2 separate regions of the Homo sapiens genome follow, and region 1 is linked to region 2. Evidence: chromatin contacts called from ENCODE Hi-C or POLR2A ChIA-PET data. All regions are on one chromosome and are shown on one strand. Each heading gives the region's core, a stretch centred on a gene start or an enhancer-like site at or near the end of the contact. The rest is flanking DNA. Distances are from core to core; before and after follow the strand shown. Region 1 has its middle 55 kb from the start of ZNF354A. Region 2 has its middle 14 kb from the start of CLK4.

Region 1 (6,633 bases), core at 2,613-5,112, 140 kb after region 2:
TTATACACAGGAAGAGAAATATTCTGGCCCATGAAGCAGGAGGTGATGTCGGTGCCTCCCGCAAGCAATGACAAAAGGAGAGTCGAAATTCAGAAGCCCAAGACAAATTGCTTTTAAGTCAGTAAGCAACAAAAGAGAAAGTGCAAAGACGACAAACATCTACTCTCCCAGACAAACACTGCAACATCCCAGACAGGTGGGGCTTCTTTTCAGGCAGCAGTGGGAGAGGTGATATGGAAATTAGAATGAACCCCCCTCATCTGGTGATTGACGTTTTGGCCGAGCCTTGCTGTTGGAGGATGCACTAAGTAAATGACTTCTTGTGGTCACACTGAAATTCAAGATTCAGGATCGCAGAAAATGGAAGCTTTGCCTGTGGTAACCACCCAGCAGACGCTGCCTATGCGGACTCATCACGTGGGAAGGCTTGCACGCCATGGTTTACGTGGACTTAACGGTTGGAAAAACAGAAACGTGGCCGGGCACGGTTGCTCATGCCTGTAATCCTAGCACTTTGGGAGGCCGAGATGGGTGGATTACCTGACCTCAGGAGTTCAAGACCAGCTTGGGCAACATGGTGAAACCCCATCTCTAGTAAAAATACAAAAAATTAGCCAGGCATGGTGGTGTGTGCCTGTAATCCCAGCTACGCAGGAGGCTGAGGCATGAGAATCAGTTGAACCCAGGAGGCAAAGGTTGCAGTGAGCTGAGATTGTGCCACTGCACTCCAGCTTGGGTGACAGGGAGAGATTCTGTCTCAAAAGCAAAAAAACCAGAAACGTTCCCAGCTGCAAAGACCGTGGAGTGTGATGTCTCACACAAGAGACTATGCTACATGGAAAAACACTCCTGTTTCTGGAATGAGCTGGAAATGGAGTCAGCCTCCATGGGCCATCATGCAGGGGAGCAGCGTGAACCCTCCAACTTAGGCCCGCTGCTGACAACAGCCAACAGCCATCCCCTGACCCAAAAGCCTGTGTGGGAAGGGAAACAGCAGCAGGGTGAATCTGCAGGAGGGCAAAGACCCTCACACTATACACACACATGCACACACACACATGCATAAACACACCATACATACACCACACACCACACACACACACAGGTGTACACACACATGCATACACCACACATACAGCCACACACGAGCACAGCAAGGGCAGGACACGCTGAGGAACATACAGCACACACGCACACACACACCACACATACATGCACACACAACACACACACATGCACACACCACACATGCATGCATTCACACACACACGAGCAGAGCAAGGGCAGAACACGCTGAGGACGGGGTCACTCCACTCCCACAGGGAAGAAAGCCAAGAGTGTGAGGGGGGTGGCAAGGAGCCCCCTCCCTAGCCCCGTGCCTGGTGTCTGAACTTTTTCTTTGAAACAGGGTCTCACTCTGTTGCTCAAGCAGGAGCTCAGTGGTGTGATCTTAGCTCACTGCAGCCTTGACCTCTTGGGCTCAAGTGATCCTCCCACCTCAGCCTCCCAAGCAGTTGAGACTACAGGCACACACCATGCCCAGCTAATTTTTTTTTTTTGAGACAGAGTCTCACTCTGTCTCCCAGGCTGGAGTGCAGTGGCACAATCTCGGCTCACTGCAACCTCCACCTCCCCAGTTCAAGTGATTCCTGCCTCAGCCTCCCGAGTAGCTGGGATTACAGGCATATGTCACCATGCCTGGCTAATTTTTGGGGTTTTTTTGGTAGAAATGAGGTTTCACCATGTTGACCTAGCTGGTCTCGAACTCCTGACCTCAAGTGATCTGCCCGCTTCAGCCTCCCATAGTGCTGGGATTAAGGCGTGACCACACCGCCTAGCCACGGCTAATTTTTTTTTTTTAAATTTTTTGTAGAAACAGGGTCCCACTGTTGCTCAAGCTAGTCTTGAACTCCTGGGCTCAAGCAATCCTTCCGGCTCGGCATCCCGAAGTGCTGGGATTACAGTTGTGAGCTACTGTGCCCGGCCCAGGCTACTCTTTATACTCAACTCACATACGTGAAAAAAAAATTTCATAAAGCAAATGTTTTCCCTAATCAGGCTCCGCGTGTATGAACTGGGAGTGTGGGGGTGTTCAAGATCCACATGAAATGACTCGATGGCTCCAAAAACCAGAAGGGTTGATTTTGGCTTCAACTCTAAGATGATTTTATTTCTTCCTTCAGGCAAAGAATAAAAGGTGATGTCTTCTCTGCCATTTCATGTCACTGACTGACGTGTCCCATGAAAATGAGTGAGTCACATTCATTTCTGCCACCATTAAGGTCTGAGCAGGGCTCCTGACCTCCTTCCTGCTGGTAAGAATGGCTCAGACCCCCCACCTCAGGCTGAGGAACCAACAGTGGGGAGGAAAGCTGGAGGGTTGGCCTCAGGCTTTGGGCAAACATATCCCTTAAAGAGGTGCTCTGAGAGTATGTTTTCAAATCACAAGGAGAAAAATCACAACTACAGATGTGTAAAAAGAAAATAAAAGTGAGCTAGGCCAGGCACGGTGGTTCACGCCTGTAATCCCAGCACTTTGGGAGGCCGAGGCGGGAGAATCACTTGCGCTCAGGAGTTCAAGAACACCCTAGGCAACATGGTGAAACCCCGTTTTCACAAAAAATAAAAAAACATAGCTGAGTGTGGTGGCATGCACCTGTGGTCCTAGCTACACAGGAGGCTGAAGTGGGAGGATCACTTGAGCCCAGGAGGCTGAGGCTGCAGTGAGCCATGATCGTGTCACTGTGCACTTCAGCAGGGGCAACAGAGCAAATCCCTGTCTAAAAAACAAACAAAAAACAAACAGTGACCCAAAGATTTCTATGGGCAGCAATGGAATCAACTCTAAGTCCCATTAAGGAGAAGTGAGGTATGTACCCTAAACTACAGAAAATGGGGGTGCTCTCACCCCATTTACACACACTCACAAACACACACTCAGGCACACACACTCACCTATGCACAGAACATCTCTGAAGGGAACGACGTCGGCTTCCTTGGGGAAGGGGGGCGGCAGCAATGAGGACACCTTTGTGGACTCTGAATTTTTTTCCACATTCATGAACCATTTTCCAAGGCACAACTTTATGTTAAGAAAAAAGTTATGACAAAAAAATGCACTTGGGGACAGGCACAGTGGCTCACGCCTGTAATCCCAGCACTTTGGGAGGCCAAGGTGGGTGGATCGCCTGAGGTCAGGAGTTTGAGACCAGCCTGGCCAATATGTGAAACCCTATCTCTACTAACAATACAGAAAAATTAGTTGGGCGTGGTGGCACATGCCCGTAATCCCAGCTACTTGGGAGGCTGAGGCAAGAGAACTGCTTGAACCCAGGAGGCAGAGGTTGCGGTGAGCTGAGATTGCACCCACTGCACTCCAGCCTGGGCTGGAGTGAGACTCCCTCTCAAAAAATCAAACAAACAAAAAAAATCAGTTGGAATCCACATATAATACACCCATGTATATACATATATGAGTATGCATGTAAACATCCATATATTCCCGTTTTCAACCTACAAACATGACCGCACCTTATAATGCTGCAATCTGATTATTTCACTCATGATGACCATGTTTCAACGTCCATCAGTATATTTCTATCTAAACAAATACTTTCATCCTTGCACTTCTAATGGTTGCATAAATTAAGAATGTACCCTAAATTATTCAATGAATTTCCTTCTGCTGGGCATACAGGTAGTGTCTATTTTTCCTCATATAAACAATGTTGCAATATTTGTCCTTCCATACAGTGGCTTCCATTTGCAGATTTTAGTTTTGTGAATTTGCCTACTCACTAAAATGCATGTGTAACCTCCAGAACTATACTCTGGAGCTTTTGCGGTCACTCTCAGACACTGCAGAGCAGTCAAAACCCTGAGTCACCCATGTCGGTTCCCACTGAGGTCACACAAGGAGACGTGGCCTCCCTAGCTCCCTCTCACACACAGGAGACCGGGGCAGGGTGAGGCAGGGTGCCTCGTTCCCAGGCTTTGCATCCCAGCTCTGGCACCTGACAGTGGCCTTGGGCAAGTCACTGAACGCCTCTGAACTGCATTTTCTCTTTCACAAGATAAAAAAATAGAAGCAAGATGTGTTGTTTTGGATTTTAAGACTATAATCGATGTGAGAGGTGTGTGTATAAATATATTTCCCCCGGGGCAAGGGTTCCATATGTGCTAACTCGGTGTTCACAGTGACTTTGTGGAGCATTGCTGCCTCAGATAACGAGAAGGGACTGTGCATATTGGCTGCCCCGTAGACCGTGTCCTTGGGATGAAACCAAGCACTGGGCAGGGGGTGTGCATACTTATGGGGCCGGTCTGCCTTCCAGAGGCGGGGATGGCTGGGAGGTCTGTCCCCTGCAGAGCCATACGTGAGATGAAGGCCAGGAGGACACTGCTCTTGACACACCTGTAGACACACTCGTTGCTCTAGGCCTTCAGCAGGGAGGCGGTGGACAGGATCGTGTCTGGAGCACGATCTTCTGCAATTTGATTATTTCACTCATCATCACCACGTTTCAATGTCCATCAGTATACTTCCATCTAAACAAATACTTTCATCCTTGCACTTCTAATGGCTGGATGTGTCTGGGGCATCTGGAGACTGTGGGTTTCCACTGGGGTGAAGAATCACCAAAAGATTAAAAGTAAACCCAGCTCCTGAAGCCTCACTCACAAGCAGGAAACAGGATGGATTTAACTGCCTTGATTGGCAGTACAGGGAATGAGTATTAAAGAGGCACACTCACCCGGCTTCACGGCCTTCTCTTCCAGCACCGACAGCCACTTCGCCCTGGTTACCAGGATGCTAGGATGCAGGCAGGAAAGAAAACACCTTGAAGAAAATTCTTCAAGGCTCTTGCACCAAAGCTTCCTAAAGTTGGTGATTTATTTCTGACAAGTCTGCAAAACCTGAGACAGCATTTTTCTGGGTTGAACTCACACTTCGTGTTTACTGAAGTCTGAGTCACGGCCCTGCCTTGCTCACAGGCACGCCTGACTGTTCTTTACGCTGATACCAGTATGCAGGGCCAGCTCCCTCTACCATGAGGCTTCACATAAAACAGTTGTTCACAAGAACCCATCATTTTCGCAGCTGCAGTGTGTTTTATCTTGGGGGACCAAAGGAGGCCATAAAATTAAGACCTCTCAAATTCTATCCTCACACATTCATTCACCAATGAAGACAGCGCTACAGAATTATTATTAGTTTGTTTGTTTTGTTTTGTTTTTGAGACAGCGTCTCCCTCTGGTGCCGCAGGCTGGAGTGCAGTGGTGCAATCACAGCTCACTGCAGTCTCCAACTCCTGGGCGCAAGTGATCCTCCTGCTTTGGCTCCCAAAGTGCTGGGAGAATTCTTTGTTAAAACGTGTGCCATAGGTGAAACCCTCTACCCATCCCTTTTTCTTAAACAAGTTCACATTTCTATGAAATTTAGAAAAGTGCAGCTCTTCTTGAACGTTTAGAATCCACAGTTCTATGAACGTTTGTGCTCAGCGAACGACACACGCTGCTGAATATACATCACTGCGTTTTCAAGGGCAGCACCGTCTAATACGCTATTTCCTTCCTCAGCTTCTCTTCCAGCCAGGCAGCCCTTCACATGTAAACCTGATCTTCCCAACTAAAGAACATTTTTCTCTTTGGGGCCCAGAGATTAAGACCGTTCCGTGTCACTATGGGCAGTAGAACCTCAGTCCCCGCACATTCGGTGGAGAGACTCGTCCCAGGGAGGGAAGACTGCCATGGAACTCGCTGTCTGAAGGTGTGAGGCAGCGTGGCACAGAATGTCCTGGAATTCAAAACTGGCTGGGCGTGGCTAAGGCAATGGCAGGGTGGGTCTCCCTCCATGCAAGGAGGCAGATTACCTTAGTCCTTCCATCTCCCACACCTTCATTCCTTTACTTTCCGAGACCCACCCTGCCACTGACAAAGCCACCACTGTACCCTAGAGATGGCTAGAGTTTTGGGAGAGGGAGACTAGCTCCTCCCACCATCCCTCATGCTTCTTTCACAAACCCAGAGTTTGATTAACTACTTCAACATCACAGCCAAGGATGAAGGTGTCACTCCCTTTGCAAGTATCAATAACAGAAGATGGAGACCTCATGACTCTGATGGTGATCACCCGGCCCTGGACAACAGTGACCACCTCCAGCTACAGGTACAAAGCTCTCCAACAGCCACGCCCAAACACCACACGGGTTTTATGTAGCTTATCCGCCCACTGCCCACTCCCAGAAAACTCGAAGGCTCTCTGTGGTTCTAAAGCACGTCTAGTGCAGGCAAGACTCTGCACACCCCGATCTGGGTGAGGCTCCACCAGCACTCGGAGGTGGTGCTCTCCAACCTGGGAGTCACAGCCCTGCTTGTCTGAAGAAACGGCAAAGTCCCCCATCTACCTCCAGGGTGCACCTAAGACAGTTAGGAAATGCAACACCATTCAGCTCACGGAAGCATGGGAGCTCACCTGCGGGCACTCATGCCACGTCTTATTTCTAGCGAGTACTGTAGGGGTCGCTGCACCGAAGCATGAGACAGCGTCAGGGCCCTAAACCATTGGGACCCGGTGCCTGCAACTGCCTGGAGCCCTGGGCAGAGCCGGGTGTGGATCAGCCTAGAGGCCGC
Region 2 (5,783 bases), core at 2,958-5,457:
CAGTGCCTAATAGCCACATTGGCTAGTGGCTACAAGATTGGACACACAGTTTTAACTGTTGCTAGAGTAAAGAAATGCTGCTGGTTTTTAGATATTAATCCTATGTGTTGTCACCTTGCTAAATTCTCTCGTCATGTCTAATTTCCTGTCTTTAAATTATTTGGGGCTTTCTAGGTAAAAGATTGTATCATCTGCAAATAATAATGGGCTTGTTTCACCTCTTGGTCTTTACACCTCTTATTTATTTTTCTTCTGTTACTGTGCTACCTAAGGCGACCAGTACAGCTACAAATGGAAGCAGTCATCGTGGGCAACATTGTCTTGTCAGAGCTTACAAGAAATATTGTTAACATTTTGCTGTTAAGAATGCTGTCCGTAACAGGTGTTGATAGCAACTTTTCATTAGATTGAGATGGTTCCTTTCCATTTCAAATTCATACACTCACATTCTTGGTGAGCATTTTATTTGCTTTTTATTCTTCTTTTGAGATGATTGCATGATTTTTATAGTAATATAAAATTACATTTAGAGTTTAACTTTAAGCTACTTTGTGGAAAAACCTTTTATATACTATACTTTTCTGGGTCATTGTTGCAATTTTTTAAAGGCTTTTTGTGTCTATGTCCATGAATGAGATTGGCCCCCACTCTTTATTCTCCTGTAATTCATTATCCATCCAGAAGTTGGAAAAGTCTTAGAAATACTGAACTCATTACTTCTCTACAGAAAGCTATCAAAATTTTCTAAGTTTATTTAAAACAAATTTAAAACCATTATTCCGGCCAACAAGGCCTTACAAAATCTGGTATATCTTATGCTATTCTCCATTTACCTTCAGCCTTTTTCAGTGCTACTCAATGTTTTTCTGGATAGCCTATCTAGTTCATTAAGACAAGAAAGATAAATAAATGAATTGCAGAAAAAAAACTGTTATTATTTGTGGATGTTATCATTGCATGTGTAGAAAATGGAAAATACATCTGTAATCCCAGCACTTTGGGAGGCCGAGGTGGGTGGATCACCTGAGGTCAGGAGTTCAAGACCAGCCTGTTCAACATGGTAAAACCCCGTCTCTAATAAAAATACAAAAATTAGCTGGGCCTGTTGGCGCGTGCCTGTAATTCCAGCTACTTGGGAGGCGGAGACAGGAGAATTGCTTGAACCCAGGAGGCGGACGTTGCAGTGAGCTGAGATCTCACCACTGCACTCCAGCTTGGGCGACAGAGCGAGGCTCCATCTCAAAAAAAAAAAAAAGAAAAAAGAAAATGCAAAATAAGGCCCAGCATGATGGCTTACTCCTATAATCCCAGCACTTTGGGAGGCCGAGGCGGGCAGATAGCTTAAGCTCAGGAATTTGAGATAAGCCTGAACAACATGGTGAAACAACATCTCTACAAAAAATACAAAAAAATTAGCTGGGCGTGGTGGCGCAGGCCTGTAGTCCCAGCTACTCGGGAGGCTGAGGTTTGAGAATCGCTTGAGCCTGGGAGGCAGAGGTTGCAGTGAGCCAAGATTGTGCCACTGCACTCTAGTCTGAGCAACAGAGCCAGACCCTGTCTCAATAAAAAAAAAAAAAAAAAGAAAGAAAAGAGAGAGAAAGAAAGAGAAAATGCACAACATAACCTGTAAATCATTAGCAAAGTTGATGGATATAAAATCAGTGTAAAAAAATCAAATATGTTTCTGTCAACAATATATCTTAGCAAAGTTTTATCATTTCTACCATTTTACCTTATGGTAAGAATGATAAAACTTTACTAAGAGATCTTCAGGAATACCTACATAAAGATACCAAATTCACTGGGTAAAAGACTCAATATTAAAAATACTGCCCCCTATTCTTTCCAAATTGATCCATTAGATCAATTATAAGCAAAATCCCAATGGGGCTTTTTGTAGAAACTGAGAAGCTGATTCTAAAAAAAAGTGATAAAACTACAAAGAGCCACGACTCGCCAAGTGACTTGAAGAAGAACAAGGCGAGAGCACATGCTCTAACAGAGATTGTAGTGAACCTATAGTGACTAAGACAGCATGATGTCGGCACAAGGATAGATAAGTAAACCAACAGAACAGAACAGAGAGCCCAGGAACAGATCTCCATACGCCGGGTGCCTCCGGAAAAGATTCCGAGACTCTGATATTTGTGGCACGAAGTTTCATAAGGAGTATTCTCAGGAAGAGCACCTTGAGGTGAGCACATGTGTTGCTTCAGCTGGTCCTCTCAGGAAATCTGGGTCTGAAGTCACCCTTCACAGTTATCCCAGTTGAGTTAGGAGGTCCCGATCTTTATATTCCAACGTTGACCAGTCATTAGAGGTAGGCTGACCCCAGGGAAGGCATGTAGCTTTGAGAAAGAAGCTTCCTTAGGTTGAGGGCAGTTTCTAGACAATGACTCATCTGTAAGCTGGCAACCAGAGCAGTGAGTGCACTGGTCCTGAAGTGGGATATGGGCGGCACAGCACCGTGTCCACTGCAGGCCACCCTTCCACTGCAGTAAGCCCTTGCCATCTGGAGCTACTCTTCCAGGTTTCTGGCTGGTCTCTTTTCCTGATGGGTTAATGGGATGAGGTTTGGCCCCTTCTGCTGCAGCTTGTTTCCAGGCCACAGCTGGTACCCACTGTCTCCCTCCACTTTCCAGCTTAGATTCTCTGCACCTGTGGCTAGCTCCTTTGCTGGTCTTGGCGGCTCATCTGGGAAGGTAACCCAGGCCCTCAACCCTGTGTGTTCTAAGCCTCTAGTCACCTCGTCCTTCTCAGGCCACGGCTTACTTTCTTGTCCATTTACTGTTAAGACTGGGAAAGAGGCTGGGCATGGAGGCTCATGGCTGTAATCCCAGCACTTTTGGAGGCCAAGGCAGGCAGATCACGAGCTCAGGAGTTCAAGACCAGCCTGGCCAACATGGTGAAACCCCATCTCTACTAAAGATACAAAAAAATTAGCCGGGCATGGTGGCACACACCTGTAATCCCAGCCACTCGGGAGGCTGAGGCAGAAGAATCACTTGAATTTAGGAAGCGGAGGTTGCAGTGAGTTGAGATCACCCCACTGCACTCCAGCCTGGGCGACAGGGCGAGACTCTGTCTCAAAAAAAAAAAAAAACAAAGGCTGGGAAAGAGGGTACCGAGATCACCCGAATGGGTTGCTCAGTGTCTCACTTATCCTTCGCATCCCCATGGTGTAACAGCAGTCCGGCCTCCTCCTGATCATCAGGGTTAGTCACCTCTGGCGGGATCTTGACTCTTTTTCTTGCCTTCTAATCTCTCGGCACAAGACGCTCAAATGAATGGGCAACAGGTCAGCTGTAGCTTGAAGTTTAATGGGACATTTTCTGTGTCTTTCTGCATCGTCCCTCTGAGACCTGAGACCTCTCAACCCACAGAGTGTAGAATTGTGGGGAAACAAAGCACAGACTCTCCTCGTGGTGTTTTTGCCACATCACAGATATCTCTAATACTGTAGGGTCTTCCAGATTTTATAGCCCAAGGGACAGGGCTGTGTACACCAAAGCTGAGACCTGCTCCGTAGTCATTTCCCGCTCTGGGTCTCAATCCCGAGTAGCTTCTCCTATGGTCATGGCTGGCCTCAGAGGACGGCCCCCACTGAGCTTCTCGGTTATGCTGGTGACCTTCTCATCGGCACTTTCCTTATCTCCTTGAAGGATGGAGCCTCTTCGAGGCCCTCTCACAAGGCAGAGTCAGCTGATGAGTAGAGCACACCCTCTAGCATATCTCCTTCTGGGTCTTATGTTCCCCTCATCTGCCATTTTCCACAGCATTTGCAGCATTTGCACTTCCTGCAGGGTGACAGGCACTTTCCCCAGGCTTCATCTGTAGCAGCACGTTAGCTTTGTCTCCCAGGGGCCTTGCCTCGGTGTTAGATCCTGTGTCACAGCAGAGGGCTCCCGTATCAATAAACTCGCCCTCCCAGGCTTCTGTTGCACAGCTCTCAATGAGCACCTTTGGGATCCAGCCCATGTTTCCTCTTTCAGCTCCTGCCAGTGCTGTGAAGCAAGTTCACTGTGCTCTAGTTACCACACTGTCTGAATCTGGTAAGACAGAACACCCACATATAAATTACATGAAGAGGGTTTGTTACTTACTCATAGGAAGCAAGGGACAACGGAAGCCCAGGATTCATTGGAAGCTAATCCCCAGGGCTCAGGAAAGCCCCCTGAGGTTGGATTGGAGTCTTGCTGTGGTGTGTATGCTCCACTTGGACTGCAGCCAAAGGGCCATGGAAGAAAGTGCAACCTGGGTTTTATGCCCCAGGGCAACATGACTCACTGGAATAAGGCATTGAAGGACATCCTGTTTCTGGGGTAGGGGGGACTGGAACAGAGCCCAGGCCTTTCCAGCCAGCTTCTCCTTATCTCACATTGTTGTGTTCCCAGCACATTCTATGGTTTTTCCTGAGAACTGCAAGTAAGAAAGAGGAGAGAACTGGGTTGGTCCAAGGCCATCTGCAGAACTGTCCTGCAAGTACTTGTTGGCAAGGTCCTGCAGTTCCTTTGCCTACGGTTCTTTCCTTCCCTTAAGAGGCCCAGCACTTGCCTGGCCAGATTATGTTGTAGCTTGACCCTAGTTACTGGTCTTGGGACTGGGGAAGAGGGGATTGATCCTGAGAAGGGTGCATGCTTTCCTTTAAAGCAGAAGCCTCCAGATCTTCTTTACATCTTCAAGCATGGAAGCAGCACTGACCTTTAACAGGGAAGAACGGGCCACTTCTGCAGACCCAGGAGGTTCAGAGCAATCTAATAATGCAAGATTTTTTAGTGCGTCAACACAGATATCCCTATTTCCAGTGTCAGGCTCCTATTCCTTCCCAATTAGGATCCTGACTTTGGCATAGTAAACCTACTGGAGTTGAGCATCCAACCTTCTCTGGAATTCTACTATTCTTATGTCTAAGTCCTGTGAGTACTTGCCATGTTCTCTTTCTTGGCTTAGTGATTGCTTTTGTATTTGTTTTATGAGTTTTCAACTCTATGTGCTATGGTTTGAAAGTTTTTGTCTCCTTCAAAGTTCATGTTGAAACTTAATACCCAAAGCAACAGTATGAAGAGGTGGAGCATTCAGGAGGTGATTAGGCCATGAGGGCTGTGCTCTCATGAATCGATTAGTGCCTTATTAAAGGGCTTGAGGGGATGAGTTCACCCCTTCTACCTGTTGTATCAAGTGAAGATGCAGCTTTTCTCACTTCCGAAGAAAACAGTGTCCATGCCGCCATCTTGAAAGCAGAGACCAGGTCCACACCAGGCACACCCAACCTGCCAGTACTTTGATCTTGGAATTTCCAACCTCCAGAATGGTGAGAAATAAATTTCTGTTATTTGTAAATTACCTAGTCTGTGGTATTTTCTTATAGCATCATAAATGGACTAAGACACTATAGGAAAGCTACGGCCAGACAGGCCAAATCTGGCCTGCTGACTGTTTTTGTAAGTGAAGTGTTACTGGAGTACAGCCACACCCATTCACTTACCTCTTGTCTATAGCCGCTTTCCCTCTACAGTGGCAGAATCGAATAGTTATGACAGAATGTATGGCCCGCCAAAGATGAAAGTATTTATTATCTAGCTAGTTACAGAAGAAGTTTGTTGAGCCCTGCTTTCTACCATATATTTTAATTTGCTCTTTTTGTATATGTATTATATCTCTCAATCTAAAAAAAGAAAGAAAACCTAGCAGCTATCCACTCATCCTGAGAACATATATATAATTATTATGCCTTCCTATAAATAATTGTTTGATTATTTAAAACCAATCTAAATATTTGCCAA

The links. A loop is a pair of places that touch in the nucleus more often than their neighbours do. ChIA-PET counts read pairs that join two places held with the same protein, here RNA polymerase II (POLR2A). Pooled maps may share reads with other maps.
Region 1: a pooled map shows a loop between it and region 2 (2.5-fold over the local background). The contact joins two enhancer-like sites. A Hi-C loop is called at or near these places in 1 of 168 maps with a recorded cell type or tissue (PC-9) and 2 of 50 pooled maps. POLR2A ChIA-PET finds 5 or more read pairs at or near these places in 2 of 52 experiments (MCF 10A and PC-9).

What each region holds. Positions count from the first base shown.
Region 1 is chr5:178,782,314-178,788,946 of GRCh38, forward strand. It overlaps the pseudogene AACSP1. Among named protein-coding and RNA genes, the nearest start is that of ZNF354A, 55 kb to the left of the region's middle. Within about 2 kb of position 3,863, at least 2 of the 41 ENCODE cell types and tissues checked have a DNase peak (open chromatin) inside an H3K27ac peak, as active enhancers do.
Region 2 is chr5:178,638,429-178,644,211 of GRCh38, forward strand. No RefSeq gene overlaps it. Among named protein-coding and RNA genes, the nearest start is that of CLK4, 14 kb to the left of the region's middle. RefSeq lists an enhancer at 4,927-5,783. Within about 2 kb of position 4,208, at least 5 of the 41 ENCODE cell types and tissues checked have a DNase peak (open chromatin) inside an H3K27ac peak, as active enhancers do.